Regions from separate parts of the Homo sapiens genome. Here region 2 is linked to region 1. A link is an interaction called in ENCODE POLR2A ChIA-PET data of the cell type or tissue named here. Cell type or tissue: PC-9. All regions are shown on one strand.

Evidence for each region. Peaks named below come from ENCODE experiments on the same cell type or tissue, not always from the same donor. Only the 100,000 strongest peaks of a DNase experiment are listed, where the experiment ranks them.
Region 2: POLR2A ChIA-PET joins it to region 1 with 5 read pairs; 2 of 35 experiments call an interaction of 5 or more read pairs at or near these places.

What each region holds. Positions count from the first base shown.
Region 1 is chr3:127,952,546-127,955,045 of GRCh38, reverse strand. All of the region lies in intron 4 of KBTBD12 (kelch repeat and BTB domain containing 12), which reads right to left. Among named protein-coding and RNA genes, the nearest start is that of KBTBD12, 39 kb to the right of the region's middle. In PC-9, no CTCF peak of the experiment used is centred here; a DNase peak (open chromatin) is centred at 1,205.
Region 2 is chr3:127,816,368-127,818,867 of GRCh38, reverse strand. All of the region lies in intron 2 of MGLL (monoglyceride lipase), which reads left to right. Among named protein-coding and RNA genes, the nearest start is that of MGLL, 4.9 kb to the left of the region's middle. RefSeq lists an enhancer at 322-1,521. In PC-9, a CTCF peak has its summit at 1,317; DNase peaks (open chromatin) are centred at 1,157 and 1,827; H3K4me3 peaks cover 897 bases; H3K27ac peaks cover 2,500 bases.

The sequences.
Region 1 (2,500 bases):
CCTGGGCTGGCTTTCAGAGGACACACAGAGATGAGTAAAACAACGTCTTGTGCCTTAGACAGTCTGAGTATAGTGTGACAAGGGCAGCGACTGGCAAAGCAGCATGCTCTTCGTTCTGACCAAAGGATTACATAAACCACTACAAGGAGATGGGATTTTTGCCAGATTTTGAGGATGTTGAGTTAGGCCCTACACGCAAAGGGAACAGGGTAAACAAAGGCACAGGAGGAAAGCATGTTCAGGAAGTGACCCCCAGTCCCTGTGGCTGGCGCTAGGCTTTGTGGGGTGGAGGAGTGGCAGGAGGAGCTGAGGCTGCAGGGGCAGGCTGGGGCCACGTGTGAAAGGTCTACTGCCTCCATAAATAGATTCTGGCCTCACTTTCTATATTTGATTTTGCCTGACCCATCAAGCTGAAGCAACTTTTGAACGCAATTTGACATTTTAAGAACACTTGATGGAAATCCAAAGCATATTCATGAATACACATTTTCATTTCAGAAGGAAGCATAATTTATTCAAGAGCATAACTAATAGTATGAGATCTAAAATGCTTTCCAGTTTATCTTACATGCAAACTTCTTTTCTAAGAGACAGCCCCTGGTACCATATTTAAATCAGTATTTTATAACAGAAGCATTCACCAAGGACTCATAATGAGATTTCAGTGAGGTTGAACCCAGAATGTTCTACCTTCCCCCAAATTTTACTAATAGGAGTCTGTATTTGATTCATTTTCTACTTTATTATTCATAAAATGGATTTAAAACCTTGAAAACAAGGCATTAATATTTTCTACAGCAATAAGATATATTAACCTAAAATTTCTGGACTACCTTTTTAGGCAATTAGGATGTATTTTAGATTAAAGAAGCTTAACTAGCTCTTATAATGAGCTTTCACTGTACAAATGACAAAAGATTTTTCCTTAGAACTAAGGCACCTTCCCTTTGGTCTCCTCCTGCATGTCAGTGGTTCTGTCATTAAACAACAGACCACTCCTTTCTGCACTTCCTAACAAAAATAGTTACGTTCCTGAGAAGGGCCTCAGGAAAAAAAAGTCAAAAGGAAAGCTGGCTGGTTTTAAATACCTGTGTTTCCACTTAGGGTATCATTGACTCATAAGACTTATATAGACTAAATTATTTTAGGCTTTCTAGGAAGTTATCCAACAGAAGAGCCAATTACAGTGTGGCAAAGCTGACAAAATGCACATGTAACCACATGAGCAATGGAGTCACTTGAGCAATCTGGCCATATCTATTCCTTTATTTTTATGTTAAGAAGGCAATTTATAGATTTCCAGGAAAAACTATCCAGTATATGACTAATATGCCCCTTGGCTAGTTTGCCATAATTCCAGAAGCTGTTTTCATCTAAATTCAAATTATTCATGGTATCTGTGACAACACACTTTTTAAAGACAAACATTTACACGAGAAAAATTCAGCATAGGTTTTAACTGAAGTCCATATTCTAAAATCTTTACAACTCAAAGCAAACCTCCAGGGTCAGTGCTAGCCACAATGTCCGGTAATACAATGTTTTCATCTTTAATTCCTATTAGAAGAGTACATTCTGGACAATATTTTCAAAGAGTTCCTTACATGAAAATGTGTACCTGGCTCCATACAGAAAAGCAGGCTGTGTGAATGTGCAGTAAGTATGTCATTAGCGCATGTTTACAATAGGAGGAAATGAAGAAAGTAGAAAGACTCAGTCCTTTGACTCCCAACGCATGAGGACAGAATGACCTCATCTCAGTATGCCTCCTCATTTGGGCCTGGCAGGGCATTAACAATAAGATGACGGGCTGAACATTATTAGGACACTAAAGCACAGTGGACTCTTTGCCACTTACTATAAGCAATAATGATTGTTATAACTCTCATCTATTGAGCACTTCTCATATGCCAAGCACAGTGTTCAGCATTTGGCATAATACTCTCTTAAGCTTTGCAACAACTGCATGAGTTAATAATGTATTATTATCATCCTTATTTTATGAATAAAGAAAACAGATTTAGCAAAATTCAGCAACTTGCTCAAAATCACATGGTGCTATTAAGTTGCAGAGATAAGATTGGTCTGCAGAAGGACCTTTCCTTTCTGTGGCTTATTTCTGTTAAAGAATACACCTGGGAAACCTTTGTACACATGAGATTTACTCAGAAAATTTATAAAAAATGTAATAAGGTAAAGGCAAGGGCCATTAACCAAATGATTCCGATTATCCTGCTTGCCTAAATCTTTCCCTGTGGTGGTTAGATGCTGCCTGTTACAGTAACTCCTCATTTAACAGGAAGTCAGACGATTGCTAGTGCCCAGAGCACAAGTGAAAACCCTGAGCAATGTAAAACAAGTGTCTGAGTATTGGTGCTGTGATAAAAGACCTTGAATTTTATTCTGAAAAAACTGGAGACATTGTTAATGACACAAGGTCTAATGGCCTAACTGTATGTGTAATCTAAACATATGTACAATTGCCTGCATATATAGTCTT
Region 2 (2,500 bases), 140 kb after region 1:
TAGATTCTGTGCACACATGACCTCATTTTACCTTCACATCAATCTGTGAGACAAGTATTATTATTCTTACTATTCCCATTTTACAGATGAGGAAACAGAGGTCCAATGTTACAAAGTATCTTTCTCCAAATGACCCTGCTGGCAGTAGTGGGATTTGGTCCGCAATCTTCTGACATGGACCAAATCCAATTGTTCTCCTTACACCACCAAGCAGGACAGATTTCTTCTTTATAGGTAGTGTTTTCCTGATAAATTCTTACATTTTGGGTTAGGGTAAACATCATTTCCTAGGGTAAAGAGGAAGAGAATAATTAATTCTCCCTAATCGTTTGCTCATAATATATCAAAGGTGGGAAATCAGCTGGGTTCCGTGGTACACATCTGTAGCCCCAGAAACTCAGAAGACAGAGGCGGGAAATTCCTTGAGACCAGGAGTTTGAGACCAGCCTGGGCAACGTGTTGAAATTCTGTCTCTTAAAAAAAAAAAAAGATTAGAGATAGGTATCCCTTCTGAAAACAACAACAACAATAACAAAAAACAGAATTTATGCCCTTGCCTGACTGGCTGCCTTATCCAATTCAACATGCTGGAACTTAAAAATATTGGCCGGGTGCAGTGGCTCACGCCTATAATCCCAACACATCGGGAGGCTGAGGCGGGTGGATCACTTGAGGCCAGGAGTTCGAGACCAGCCTGGCCAAAAGTGGTGAAACTCCCTCTCTACTAAAAATACAAAAAATTACCGGGGTGTGGTGGCAGACGCCTGTAGCCCCCGCTACTCGGGAGGCTGAGGCAGGAGAATCGCTTGAACCCAGGATGCAGAGGTTGCAGTGAGCGGAGATCGCACCACTGCACTCCAGCCTGGGTGACAGAGCAAGACTCCATCTCAAAAAAAGAAAAAGGGGGGGATACTGGATCATGAGCAAATGTCCACTGATGCTATCAGCACGGCGATGGAGACTGGCCCATGGATGGGGGCAAGCCGCTTTGTGGGCTCTTGAGCTAGGAAGTCACAGTTTCTCTTGTGCCCCTTTGAGAAATATTTAGCACCTTTGTATTCAGCCAACCAAGTGGCTCTCAGTCCATAGAAAGACGTCTAGAAGTTAACTGTGAGAATTCCTTACCCATGAGCTCAGGTGAGGGAAGGGTGCGGTCTGAAAACATTGTGCAATATGATGACTTAGACTCCAAAAATATCCTCATTTGACACTGGATGACCAGGAAGGCTGGAGAGCAGGCTGTAATTATATGATTGTACAACTCTGACCCCTGCCAGGCAGTGAGTTCAAGGCATGGAGCAGACCATATTTGCTGTTCATCTGCAAGGCCCGGCATGAAGGAGGTGCTGAGTAGAGGGTTACCGAGTGGACACATCTCACTCTCATCTTTCCTCAGTGCTAGTCCATCCACCGGCTCATGCCACTTGGCCTTCCTGGCAGCCCCTCAACTCTGGAGAGCTGGCCCACTTTCTTTTCTGTAGCTTCTGTTATGATGATAAAAACTGGTGTATTGAAGGAACTGGCTTAAAGTGTGATTGTCCCTCCCTCGCTGATGTCCCAAGACACACGACTGGGAGGCCAGCCCTCCCCACTTCCTCCAGAGCCCTGCCCTCACACCTCCAGTAAGTGCCTCCTCCTTTAAATCTCTGTTTAGCATTTTGTTCCAAATTCCCCTGCATTTATGGAGACCTTCTGGAACATAAGCCCTTTCTCTGAACCTTACTGGCCTTGCCTTCTAGTCCTTTCTTGCCTCAGACCTCGGTCACGTGGCTTTTCTCTCCAGGAACTTTGTAGTCACCCCTCACCATGGCTCCCTCCTCTCCCACCTGGCCAGCTCCACCGGTCTGAGCTGCCTCGGGGCCAGGGTGCAGCCTGCATGGTTTTCAGGATTTTCCCGTCGGTGACATGGAGCTAGGTGCTGCAAGGGGAACACAGGCCGTGGATGGACTAGCAAGGGAGATTTGGCATTGTTTCTGGAACCTGCCCAAGTCCTCAGAACTGTGGCCGCTTTCAGTGGATCTAGAACCAATAAGACAGGGCTCCTCCCTCCTGCAGTTCCTTCCCTTGCTCCCGGGAGTGGGGCTCAGTGATGGTCCCCATCACAGCCCTCCCGTTCTAGGCCCATGTTGACCCCTTTCTCCATGAAGCCTTCACTCTCTGTGTGTGTCTACAGCAATGGGCAGTGCCATCCTCGGGCACTTCCCCCATCTATGCCAGTTTACCTGGAGGAGAGGCCATGCCCTGAGGCCTGGGTAGATTTAAGTGATAGAGAACATCCCCCCTTCTTGCGTCCTCGTAATATCCTCCTCACATCAGCCCCCAGCCAGACACGGGTGTGGCACCTGTGGCTCTGGGAAATAAGGGCCCCTCCCAGCCATCTGGATCCATCCGGAGGTGAACAATTTTCACCATTTGCTTGCACATAATTCCATCCCCACGGCCTTCCTGAGACTTTGTCCTCAAAGGTGGGACTGGCTTTTCCTTCCCCGCCCTTAGGTTT